3 separate regions of the Homo sapiens genome follow, and all the other regions are linked to region 1. The links are chromatin contacts, found by Hi-C or POLR2A ChIA-PET in ENCODE. All regions are on one chromosome and are shown on one strand. Each heading gives the region's core, a stretch centred on a gene start or an enhancer-like site at or near the end of the contact. The rest is flanking DNA. Distances are from core to core; before and after follow the strand shown. Region 1 holds the start of SAMD13 (sterile alpha motif domain containing 13). Region 2 overlaps LINC01725 (long intergenic non-protein coding RNA 1725). Region 3 holds the start of MCOLN2 (mucolipin TRP cation channel 2).

The links. Hi-C counts contacts between places; a loop is a spot of excess contacts on that map. ChIA-PET counts read pairs that join two places held with the same protein, here RNA polymerase II (POLR2A). Pooled maps may share reads with other maps.
Region 2: a map of OCI-LY7 shows a loop between it and region 1 (6-fold over the local background). The contact joins the enhancer-like site here to the promoter of SAMD13 in region 1. A Hi-C loop is called at or near these places in 1 of 168 maps with a recorded cell type or tissue (OCI-LY7). POLR2A ChIA-PET finds 5 or more read pairs at or near these places in 1 of 52 experiments (activated CD4-positive, alpha-beta T cell).
Region 3: a loop to region 1 is called in a map of OCI-LY7, with 2.4 times the contacts of the local background. The contact joins the promoter of MCOLN2 here to the promoter of SAMD13 in region 1. A Hi-C loop is called at or near these places in 1 of 168 maps with a recorded cell type or tissue (OCI-LY7), 1 of 37 single-sample maps with no recorded cell type and 5 of 50 pooled maps.

Annotation. Positions count from the first base shown.
Region 1 is chr1:84,300,257-84,304,447 of GRCh38, reverse strand. SAMD13 (sterile alpha motif domain containing 13) reads right to left here and starts at 2,740. Exons shown (of 4, transcript NM_001134663.2): 1 at 2,647-2,740; 2 at 1,161-1,245. The coding sequence starts at 1,213.
Region 2 is chr1:83,759,188-83,763,257 of GRCh38, reverse strand. All of the region lies in intron 1 of LINC01725 (long intergenic non-protein coding RNA 1725), which reads left to right. Among named protein-coding and RNA genes, the nearest start is that of LINC01725, 100 kb to the left of the region's middle. RefSeq lists an enhancer at 2,208-2,357. Within about 2 kb of position 2,022, at least 2 of the 41 ENCODE cell types and tissues checked have a DNase peak (open chromatin) inside an H3K27ac peak, as active enhancers do; they include OCI-LY7, where a contact is called at or near this core.
Region 3 is chr1:84,994,202-84,998,678 of GRCh38, reverse strand. MCOLN2 (mucolipin TRP cation channel 2) reads left to right here and starts at 1,566. Exons shown (of 14, transcript NM_153259.4): 1 at 1,566-1,883. The coding sequence starts at 1,807. RefSeq lists enhancers at 1-703, 3,024-3,083 and silencers at 1,274-1,563, 2,174-2,223.

The DNA.
Region 1 (4,191 bases), core at 1,491-3,990:
AACTAGTCACATTTCATATTCTTCGTAGCCACATGTGGCTAGTGGCTACCATTTTAGACAGCACAAATACAGAACATTTCCATCATTGTTGAAAGTACTGTTGGATAACACTGATCTAACTCACACATAAAACAGCATCTGTTTCTTTCATTTCTCCTCCACCTACCTACCCCAAACTTTAGGGATGGTAATCAGCATGGCAGTATGGCACTGATATATAAATTACCCGAGAACTTTAAAAAACAGATTTTATTAAGTTAGTTTTAATGTAACTTTGCTGTGAAGCAAAATATACCTTCTATTCATAAACATATAGCACACTGTTTCCTCATTTAGATATCACAGCTTCTATGGATTATATTTAATTAGTTTCCTCCAAAGCTCAAGTTGACGGCAATTTTAAACTAAATGATATGGAAAGAAATGAAACAGATAACTCCCTCTTGGAACTCACTTTCTCCTTGTAATCAAAGTACTTATTGCTTTGCTATAACTCCTAAGTGAGAATATACATTTTTCATATACTCATAAATATCAAAATATTATGTTACATGTGCAATTGAATTTTCCCATTTAAAATAATCAAATATATAACTCTTACATGACACATATAAACACAAGTTTCAAATGTGAGAACAGACTTTAAAATAAACACCATGTATGCACAGAAATGTTTCACATTCATTAAACAGTTCATAAAATTAGGACGGAGGAGTTGTTAAACTATATTCTTACTGAAGCTTTTTCCCTTCCTGCACTATAGCTCTTAGTTTTCAGAGTTAGAGGTGATTGTATTTCAAAAAAAAAATTTGAACTCTATTTTCTGCCCCCATTCTGTGTTGTCTATGGAAGAGTCTCTGCTTGGAGTTTTTGTTTCAATATACAGAATGCAGGGCTGAAATCCTCAACCATCCTTGTTCCAAAGCCTGATACACAAACCTTTCATATATATTTTGATGTCTGAGTCATCTCTGTCTTAGAAATGCAATACAGAAAAAGGTAACTGGGGTAGGGGGGAGAAGGGAGGCTGCTGGCCAGTGTAGACAAACCAAGGCGACCCCCAAACTGTGTATTGTAGTAGATAAGCAAGAAGTACGAAAATAGAAACTAAGTCCCTCTGTTGTTTGCAGAAGCAGAACTCAGAAGCCAGCTTCACTTACTTTTTTACACCGACAGAGCCATTTTCCTTGTTTTCCATGTCAACAGATAGCATGGGAAGGCTGCAGGGTTCCTTTACTTCAGCAACTAATCAATAAGGGAGAAAAGCTTGTGTTTAATTCTTAGAAAGTGAGAGAAGAATATATATTCTGAATCGGAAACATAATGGTCCCTTTTACAGCTTCACACCAGTTCACGTATGTTTGTTTAAATCTCCAGTTCCCTCGGCGATTGGAGAGATGTGATTAAACCTAAAGAACTGGAGGAGACGGATTGGGGTGCTTTCATCTGTACTGGCACTCCCTGCCTTGACAATAAGCATTTGCAAATGAAATTGAATCCTCGTTGAAAACAAGTGCTGTGTGAACTGGCACAGCTTCTTCTGGGTGCCTAGCTCTCACTTAAGACACTGCAACTCATAAATGAGTCAAAGTAGAGAAAAACAATCCCCCTTTTCCTGCCCCCCTCCCATTATGGGCTTTGATTTGTTTTTTCTTATTGTGTTTGGTTTTTTTTTTGTCCACTCCCCCTTGCTCCTAGATTTTTTCATTGCAATGCAGAAGGACACTTAAAGCTTTTGTCAGCAAGTATTCCCCTACCTCACATTCTCAACGAAAGCCTCAAAAACCCGTCTGTGAGATGGCCATGCTGTGGTAAAGCAGGAAGCTCACAAAAAATGCCAGATAGCCCTTAGCACAGAAAGGTGGTGCTGGTGTGTGTGTGTGTGTGTGTGTGTGTGTGTGTGTGTATGTGTAAGAAAGAGTAGGTAACTCATTAGATTTATGAAAAATCATCAAAACATTTAAGGAGATATTGTAGCATCCATCACTCTGTCTTTTTGTTTAGTAGGATGAGGGCTGTGGAAAATTAAAAGCCTTCCACAATTAATATGCAATTAGCAAAATGAAAAAGCTACGAACAAAACTGCTTTAAGAAAAAAAAAAAAAAAAAAGGAAGAAACAGTCCCGAAACGTGTTTGCTCTTATTCAGCTGAAGCCATAAATTAAATACATTTCCACTCAAATCACTTTATACTTCGGCACTCCTTCTCTAGGGATTACTCTGACATGGCAAGTGCATCATTTAGTATATTCGCAAGATTTTATCACTGTTAGAGAAGTAGATGATTAACAAATAACACTGTAAGTGTGGGATAATTTTCACTCCTGAAACACACACATACACACAAACTTCCAGCTGCAAACCACTTAGATCATTGATAGAGAAATCCAACATTTAATATATATATATAGATATTAGCATACATTCACACACCGTTAGAGAGTAGACAGGAAGATAGTGCTGCTGCTCCATGCTAACAGAATATGATTTCACTTCAGTTGGAAACTGTTACACATTCACCATTTTCTAAGCATCTCAGAAAACAAAACAAAACACTCACAATGATACTCTGCAACACCACACTACATTGTCTTATTATTATTACTATTATTTTCTTTTCTGTGGAAGAGTAAAAAGAAAACCTACCTATAAGCAACTAAAAAATATCATTTTTTATAGGCTTATCAAGAACAGCCAAAGAAACCCCAATGTTTTCTTTCACAAAGTAGGCTGGCAAAGGAATTCAATAAGGAGGTACAATTTGACACAGTGAAATAAAACCAGGCTGGCTCTCAGCCAACATGACGTTAGGAATCACACACAAGCTGCACCAACTGCCTTCTGGTTCATGGCTGACTTTTTAAAGCTACAGTGTGCCTGTTCACTTTTGCTAACTACCTTCAGCACAATTAGTGCAAGAAATGAGTAAGGAGTCCAAAACCTGCAGAATTCTCCCTGCACCTGTCTTGTACAAAGAAAAACAAGCTGTCTCAATAGCTTCTTATTTTCTCCCTCCCCTTCATTGTTGCTGCATGATAGGTCTTAGCTGTTGTTCTGAGCATGAATGTCATGTTTCAAACTATTTCCTTTTCTCCCCAGAGGGAAAAATAAGAGTGAGAAGCCAGTGCTTATGGGCTATAACCAGAGAACACTCGGAAGCTGCAGTCCCATGTTACTCTTTTTTTCCTAATAGAGATTCATGGACAAAGTTCCCAGGGCTGGCTTTTAAGTAATCTCTTTGTGAGAATAAGGAAAGCACTGCCCAGCAGCAAATCCTTTTACTTCATTATGCAGGAAGTAACATATTTCGGAAAGGATGCAAAATAGATGACCAGATCTCCTGAAAACGCCCACATTCTTTTATTTTGGCATTTATCCTGCCAAATGAAGCCAGCAAAAATTCAAACTGAAACAAACAAAACCTTATTCTACAAAACGAAAACAATTAGTTCTGGGAGGTTTAATTTTAACTGTTTATCCCAGTTGGACAAAAAGCATAATTCAAGAAATTTAACCAACACTTACAATCTATGAGTACCCGGTACTATATTAGTTACATATGAATAGAAAGACATTATGCCCACCCCAAAATTCATAGTCTCTCCCGCCATCATCCTAAATACCAAATCAGAAAACTGGGAGGTGGAGCAGAGAGGCTGGGCAAGATCTTTTGTTTAAGTTACCCTGGTCATTCTCACAGTTCCCTTGCTTGGCTTAAACCACTTTTCCAGGAGAATAATCTCATCCCATTAATGTTCTGCACATACACAGAAAACATACATGGTTGCCTCTTCATTGAAATAAACATCAATCAACATTTGGACACTTTTAGGTCAAGATGGTCAACAAAACCACTCAAGACAGGGCACAGAACACAGGTTCCCCAGAAAGATCCTGGAAAAAGTTATCACTTGCTGTAATATCCTGTAGAATTCAGGTAGAATCTGAGGAAAAAGCTGCCTGCTTCCCTTTTTAAAAATAATCTTTTAGGACATTAGGAGATTACCTTTGATCTAAATTTGGAACCTGAATTTCAAGGTCAAAAAATTTGTTCTTTACTTATTCCAGGAATTATATTAGAAATTTTTGACTTCCTTGAAGATCAGTGCCAAGAAAGATTTCAAATATTTGCCATTGCTCCCTTGAAAAGGCAAACAATAGTAATCTAGGAACCAATTAAATATTTTTGAG
Region 2 (4,070 bases), core at 773-3,272, 540 kb after region 1:
ATTCTTATTAAGGAAGATAATTGTATGTCATTTTCCCCCCAGTGATAAATATGTTTTGAGAAATAGACCTGCTTTTGTTCCTACAGAGATATCCTTATTATTTTATTCTTATGACAACACCCCAAGAATATTCTAAAATATTCTAAAAAGAATACTCTTGGGGTGTTGTCATAAGAATAAAATAATAAGGATGTGGCAAATAACCCCAGAATATGTATAATGCTGTGCCCTAGAAAAGGGGCCCTGCAAATGGTCATTGATTTAGATTACATGAAATTTAATGTAGGTGCAAAAAAGATTTCAGATACATGCACCTTTAAAATGCTTTTTATAAATGACTTGAATTATTTGCCCAAAGGATATGTTTAATGTAAGAATATTCCAAAACTGAAGTTATCTCACTGAAGATTCCTCACCTGTCAGCTGCTTACAAGAAAAGTTCATCCAGTTCAATTTTTATGTGAGAGATTAGTTTTAGGAGATAATTTCACCGATATCAGTTGAAATGCTTTTCATATGGGCCATGGAGTGTTATAAATTCTAACTTAATAAAAGGCGAAGGAAAAAAATTGCCTGTAGATTTCACACATGGAATCTATTCCACGTTGTTTTTGCTAGTTTTTCCAAGACCCCGAGGGGATCCAACAACAATAGGTTATATTGAGTGCAATTAGAACCATAATGCAGAAGCAAGTAAATTAGGGCAGATGTTGATATTTCAAAACTAGTCTGCTTTTCTTACATTTGGACACAATTCACGAGATGCATTGAGAAGTACTGTGATTACTGACAATGTCTCCTCTTCAATATATCAAGACTGTTTACAGAAAACAGAAAAAAGCATCCATTAGTGCAACTCCAAAATCTTACCCTAAACAATGTTATTCTATTATATGGTAAGTGTTGTAATTATGTAACTGCACCCACAATTGGAACCCTAGATTTTGAATGTTTAAATTTAATTCTGCATGTCACCTCTCTGGGTTATGCAGCAGACAGATGTGAGCCGGAATGGGGGGCAGTGGCACTGGAGTTGGGACCAACAGGGTAGATAGGGTGAGGATCGTTGAGCAATGCTTTGTTATTAGACATCAGTGTGTGCTGTCAATGGCTTAGTGAAGCTGCTCGTGATTTGGGAGGGGCTTCTCTGGCCAAGCAGGACAGAAACCAAAGGAAAGAAGGAATCATAGTGGGAGTGAACAGGAGGTGTGGAGGGGGTCAGGGTGGTCAGCGCTAGTCTGCAGAGAAGGAAGGTGCCTTTTAGGAGGAATCAAGCCGGTGGAATGCAAATTCAACTGGGAATAGAAGCCGGAGCCTTGGAGCAGCTTCAGGGAAAACTACTCTCCAGTTTTCTGTCTAAACAGCATAGCAGTAGAGGGAGCCAACCCCAGAGGACTTCTGCAGCCAAAGAAACTCTGAGTTGGGGGGAGTATATTTTATTTTTATTTATTATCACAACACGGACTATAAATTTTAAAACCTATTTGAGTAATTTCCCTGCAGAAGAAATCTGACTCTGTTCCCACAGCCTCCCTTCTCTCAAAGTGCTAAGTGTGCCACAGAGCATTTGGAATTCTTCCTTCAAAGTTCCAGGTTGTCCAGCCCCTCCTACCACTGCAGGTCTCTCTTGGTCCTGCTGATACTGGAGCTTATTTATGAGGGCTGCTGAGGGGTGGGTGGGCAGGGGGACAGCTGCCAGGGCCTGCCCCCCACCATGGGAGATTTGTGGCAGGTGGAGGGGGAGGCGGATATAATGACCATTTGCAGACAACCTATTTAAGCAACTGTTTGTTATACAATAAAAATTACTCGGTGGCTCTGAGCATGAACTCTCCAAGGGAGGGTGCTGTGGGAGGCAGTTGGAGACTTTGTTTTAATCAAATGAGCAAGCAGGAGCTTAGGGCTTTGTTGCGAGAGGGGATGGCTTTGTGGCGGCCTTTCTTGCTTCCTCCTGGCTTCATTTGCTTGTCAGGCAACAGTGTGGCCCCTGGGGGACTCCCCTAGATGAGGCAGCTGCAAAAGAGAAAGTCTCTAGAATTGGGAAGTGGTAAGTGTAACTCAGAATCTATAGGGAGGGAGCTGGGCAGAACAGTTTTGTGAAGCACCTTCCAAACACACAGGTAAAGGTAACTCCTTTCAGTTATACACATTTTCATAAGAACAGGAGCAAATAATATTCATGCCATGTCCTAACACACCCTAACGTACACTGAGTCTAAGCTGTAGTAACTGACAGAAGCAGCAATTTCCAGAGCCAAGGACCCTGAGAACTGAATCTCATGAGCCTCTAGAGGGGAGAACCAGGGGCCAGTGGTAGCAGAGCTCCCCAGGTGAACCCAGGCACCAGGGAGCCTCCAGATTGCTGCACAGGGGACACAGCAGCTCCAGGAGACAATCTCTGAAATTCCACCAGCATCCTTATGTGTCTGCATACTGCAGGAGAATGTTGGTGTCAACACACTCTGACATCAGAGTGTGATGTCACACACTCTGATCCTCATCCCTGGCTCCAGGACCCCATAGCCTGAAATGATTTTTAATACATGCTATTTGCTTATTTCAAGGAAAAGGGTCAATCGCTGAGCAAGAGGAAGGGAAAGAGAGTCTGGAGCATTTGAGCAATAAAAGTGAGGTCAGATAAAACCCTAGCATTGCAGAGCTTGCATACAAGCTGGATTTCTCTATGGGTTTTTACACCAAACAAAAGACAAACAGTTCGTCTACCCATTTGGCCATGGGAGTTGCAGGGAGCACAGTTCTGGCAGCCGAGCTGGGCTGTGGAGAAGCTAAGTTCTCTATCATGCCTAGGGCTGCCATTTGGGGCTGCCCACCAGCTTGTCAATCTCAGTGCATGTAAAGCTAGTGATTAGAGGACTTAGTCTCCGTAGCTCATCTCTTTGAAGCTGATTCCCCACTCAGAGACTCTCCCTGCTGTAGAGAGACTGGAGTCTTCCGCAGGTTCCTCCTGCAAGCTGTTCACCCTGCTTTGTATTATTTCTTGGCGTTTGTATGTACCCTGCTTGCATCTAATGTATATTTATTCTCAAGGACCGAGAGCCTCAGCAGGCAGCTGAAGTTTAAGTGAGTGAATGGCACAGCCGCACTGGGAAAGATTCATTATCGGTACATTTCTAGGTTATTTGACGTGGGAGAGTTTCAGCAGTTTATCTGGTGAGGAGAAGGCAAAGTGACAATGTGGGAACCTCTTCTGATGTGCAAAAATGTGCAGCCGACACAGGATTGCCATTTATTAAATCATAAATGTAATGCCAGATTTTTTCCAGAGAACAGCAGGGAAAATAAATACTTGAGGCGTGGGCCAGTGTCCTAGAACTAGCCCTGGGTCCTGTCCATCACTCAAGCCACCTCCCAGGGACTCCGTTTCTCTAGATGAGCTTTAGCTCTCTTAGCGGCAACATTATGAAGCAGAGTTACTAATATGACTCTTTTGAATATGAAAAATAGAGAGAAAACCCTTTTTAATCTTTGTTTTTATGGCTGCAAACATGATTACATAGAGGAAAATCAATCCCAATGGAACAAAATGGATAATACAAAGTAATTGATTGGCCTTTATCATTTTCCATTATGATATTAAAATAACACCATAATATCAAGCGGCAGCCACTGATACATAAAGGAAAACCGGAGATGATTATGTCTAAGGGTAATCAGGTCACGGAAGTGTGAAGGTAAGATAAATAAGGTAAATACAAAAATGAAAAAAGGCTTAAAAGAAGCAAAAGGGAGTTGGTGGCAAAGAGGCTACATAATAGAAGGGAGATCTAATGTTTGGAATATCATTAAGCAGTAAGCCACGAGAGACAGTCTATTGCAGCTGTGTGATTGCAGTATGTCTCGGTTGGTGTCCCAAGCCATGGGGGCAAAAGCTGAGTGACTTTAACTTCTCAGGAAGTGCAATAATCCTTTCAGAATACAGTGCCTGCAGGCCTACTGCCATCAGGCTATGAAATTTAGAAAATGAAATAGAGGAAGCATTTAGCTCTTCGTATTTCCCAGGCACTAATGCCACCAACATGGCATCATAAGCAGCCACTTAGAAAACCTTC
Region 3 (4,477 bases), core at 317-2,816, 700 kb before region 1:
GGACACGCATATTAAAATAATTACCTGGCAGAATATTCTTTGCCTGAGCTAAACCCGGAGATCTTTTAAACGCTTGCAGACTCACAGAGCCTGGCACTGCGGACTTTGCTGCTGCTACCTCGTGAAAAGGAGGGGTACGAGCTCTAGGAGGCTGTCGGCCACGTCCAAACTACCAAGCTAACATCACTAGGAGCCGAACACGGCTTTTGGTCATGTACTGACGACTCTCATCTCTAAGATTCACGAACGGCGACCGATTGTCTGTTCGATTTCCCACAGGCGTCTTCCTTTCGTGCACCAAGAGGGAAAAGCAACGGCGGCTGCAGCAGGGCGCTGGGGTTACGAGTCCAGCCCTGGGGCCGTGCGCCCTCCCTCCGCGCCCGCCGGGCCACGCTGACGCTCCCTCCCGGCTCCCTGCCTTTCATCCCGACGCGGGCGCAGGGCAACTCGCTTTTCCTATTCCTTGCGCGCCGGTCGCACTTTCTAACATCTCAGAAATATGGCCCTTGTCACAGACTTTCATGATCGTGCACTTTAGAGAAAAGCCAGAATGAATGAACTTGTCAGTTTAATGTGAAGTCCTCAAGGGAAAGGACCATGTCTTTGTCATCCCAGAGACCACAGTACCCAACGGTCGGCTTGGCTCTCAGTGAGTGTTTCCCTAAGCATCAAAACAGGAATGACCAAAGCAACGGACAAATTAATGCATGTGGAAACAAGAAATGAATGCATGAGAGAGTGAAGAAAAGAAGGGGCCAGGCGCAGCGGCTTACACCTGTAATCCTAGCACTTTGGGAGGCGGAGGCAGGAGAATCGCTTGGGTCCAGGAGTTCAAGACTGCAGTCAGCAGTGATCGCAGGTCAGGCGACAGAGTGAGACCCGGTCTCACCACCACCCCCCCGAAAAAGGCAGGAACCCCAGAGGGCCGGGAGTGCCAGGTGCGGCCGCCCGGGAGCGGTGTGGAGGGTGCGTGGGCCACTTTGCCGCAGGGCCCACCGCCCGGGTCCCTCTGTAAGGCGCTTCTCCGGCAGACACCCCGAGCCAAAGCGGGCCGTACCGCAGCGTTGGGCACTTGGGTGGAGAGTGCAAGGGCGGCGGGCCTGCGCCCAGACAGGTGTAGCCGTCCCACGCTAGGTGTCCTCCTGCCGCTCCCTGGCCGCGCCATGCCTCGAGGCATGGAGGTGCTGGACCTGCCGGTGTGCAACCGCGCCTCGGGCCTGTCCTGGGGGCCGCACCACAGGTCAGTGCCCCACGGCGCCCTTGGCGTGCCCCACGCCTCCCTGGGGGCCCCACCGCCGCCCCCTTTTGGGACTGCTTACTTCCTCGGCTCTTCTCGCGCGCGCCTCGGTTCCATCCCCTACGGCCCCCACCCCGCCTCCGCGTCGCCGACCCCCTTCTCCGGGAGCGCGGGGAGGCTGGTCCGCTGAAGCGTGGAATAAGTCCCCTAGGACCCCAACTGGGGAAGCTCCGGTCCCCGGTAGGAGGCGGCGGGGCGGGGCGGGGCGGGGCAGCCCCTTGGGGGCGGGGCGGGAGCGCCTGGCCACGCGCCGCATCCTGCAGGGTGCACACAGAGCCGCCTTTCAGCCGCCCGAGAACTGCCCGCCGCACTCCACGACTGCGGCGCCTGCTCTCGGGCCGGGGTCTGCGCGCACCACGCGGCCGGCAGAAAGGGTAAGAGAAGGGAACCCCGCTTTGCAGGGCTCCAACTTCGGCGGACGCGTTACGGCGAGGGCGAAATGAGTCGGCCGTGAACGGTGTTTCCTGTTCCGAATCCCGAGAGCCCTGGAAAGTTTTGAAGGAGGAGGCATGGCCCGGCAGCCTTATCGTTTTCCCCAGGCAAGGATTCCGGAGAGAGGATCAGGTGTTTTCAGGTTAACCGTCAGGTGAGGAGTCTGGGCTTCATCTTTCAGGATGCTGGACTGGAGAAATCTTCCTAAAGTCGATGGCTTTACTTTCGTAGACTAGAGCTTGCTTGCTGCCTTGGGAATGCTTATATTAACTGCTTGCAGTTAGTTAAATAAGGCTAGGCTGTGCCTTCCAGAACAAACAGGCCTTTCCCTCAGGTGGGAGGGTTGTAGTGTGGCTAACCCCAGTTCCTCGGCCTTTATGAAAAGGCGCACAGTTCAGCCGGTTGGCGCTGCCAGCGGGCCCCTCCTCCGTGGTCAAACCTCCAGCCACCCCAGCACAGTTGAGCCAAAGTTGTGAGTACAAACAGACCTTGGCTCCCCCGTTTCCTGCTCTCCAAACATATATATATATATATATATATATATATATATATATATGAAATATATACGTATGTGTAAGTGTGTGTGTCTCTGGTTGAACGGTACTTGTGGGAAACAAAATTGTGTGTCATTGTAAACTGAGAATGGAAGAAAAGGTTAGTAAGAGAAAGGTGGGAGAGGTTTCTTATGGGTGTCAGGATGTAGACTCTGATATTTTATGTAGAGGGAACCAACTACGTAGTTCTCCCCAGAAATGGGATGTGGGTTTCACTCTCAGGAGCTGCTCATCACCTTTGTGATGTGCTAACCAAAATCGCACAACTTTTGGGAAATTTGATAGCTTTCCCCTATTGAGTCAGAAGTTTCTTGAGACTTTAGCCTGTCTTCCTCTTCATACCTTAAGAGGAGTCAAACTCCCGTTGCCGTGAACTTTCCACAGGCACACCCTTCTCCTTTAGAAAACCGTTCATAGGTCAGTTTCTGTGGCCGGAACTCTAAAAACGACACATTTTCCATACAGAGGCCATCATAATACCAATTTTATTTAACCTCCTGTAATAAAAAATGAGTGAATCCTAATAAAGTGTTTGAGGTAGCCACATTCTTTTCTGTGAAGGAGGAACATATCAAAAGTGTTTTTTTTTAAAAAAATAGAGTAATAGATATAAAATATTTTAATGAAGCAAGTGAGAAGAACTGAGAGACATAGTTTGAGCAAAGGGGCACGAAATACAGAACTGAAAGTCAAGAATGATCATATTCACAAGCTGATCTCTTTGGCTATGTCTCTGTCAGTGAAGTGAAACCTAGAACAAGACAATTTTAAAACCGGCGGAAAAAGAGATGGCTTCTTGTGACTATAGCTTTCAAAGTAAAAGTAGTGGCCAAAGAAAACTCTTCTGGCTGTAAAAGTAAAAGTGGACTTTCCTGAAGCTGGGCTGTTTTCTTTAAGGCCTAGGGTCTAAGTTCCGTGTGTCAGTTCTGAAGAATTAAATCACTCTTTAGTGAGCTCTTGTGTCACATGTTAAGGGGTTCATAGAAAAAAGTGCAGGCATACCTTGTTTTATTGTTCTTTGCTTTATTGCACTTTGTAGATACTGCATTTAATTCAATTTTATTTTATTTTACAAATTGAAGGTTTGTGGCAACCCTGTGTCCAGCAAGTCTATTGGTGCCATTTTTCCAACAGCATGTGCTCACTTTGTGTCTCTATGTCACATTGTGGCAATTCTCTCAATATTTCAAACTTTTTCATCATTATTATTATATCTGTTATGGTGATCTGTGACCACTGATCTTTGATGTGACTACTGTAATTGTTTTGGGGTGCCATGAACTGTGCCCATATAAGACAGGGAACTCAATTAATAAATGTTGTATGTGTTCTGACTACTCCACCGACCAGCCATTCTTCTATCTCTTTTCCTCTCCCCAACCCTCTCTATTCCCTGAGACACCACAATATTGAAATTAGCCCAACTAATAACCCTACAGTGGTCTCTAAGTGTTTGAGTGCAAGGGACAATCACAGGTCTCTTACTTTAAAGGTAGGAGTGATTAAGCTTAGTGAGGAAGGTATGTTGAAAGCTGAGACAGACCAAAAGCTAGGCATTTTGTGCCATTTAGCCAAGTTTTGAATGCATATGAGATGTTCTTGAAGGAAATTATAAGTGCTACTCCAGTGAAAATACAAATGATAAGGAAGCAAAACAGCCTTATTGCTGTTATGGAGAAAGTTTTTGTGGTCTGGATAGAAGATCAAACCAGCACCAACATTCACTAAAGCTAAAGCATAATCTAGAGCAGGCCCAAACTCTCTTCAATTCTGTGAAGGCTGAGAGAGGTAATGAAGCTGCAGAAGAAAAGTTTCAAGCTAGCAGAGGTTGGTTCATGAGCTTTAAGAAAGGAAGCCATCTCTATAACATGTAAGTGCAAGGCGAAGCAGAAAGTGCTGATATAGAAGCTGCAGCAAGTTAGTTGGAAGATGTAGCTAAGATCATTGATGAAGGAGGCTACTCTAAACAACAGATTTTCAATGTAGACAAAACAGCCTTCTATTGGCAGGAGATGCCATCTAGGACTTTCCTAGTAGAGAGGACAAGCCAGCATCTGATTTCAAAGGTGCAAAGGACAGGATGACTCTCTAGTTAGGAACTAGTACAGCTGGTGACTTTTAAGTTGAAGCCAGTGCTCATTTACCATTCCAAAAATCCTAGGGCACTTAAGAATTATGTTAATCTACTCTGCCT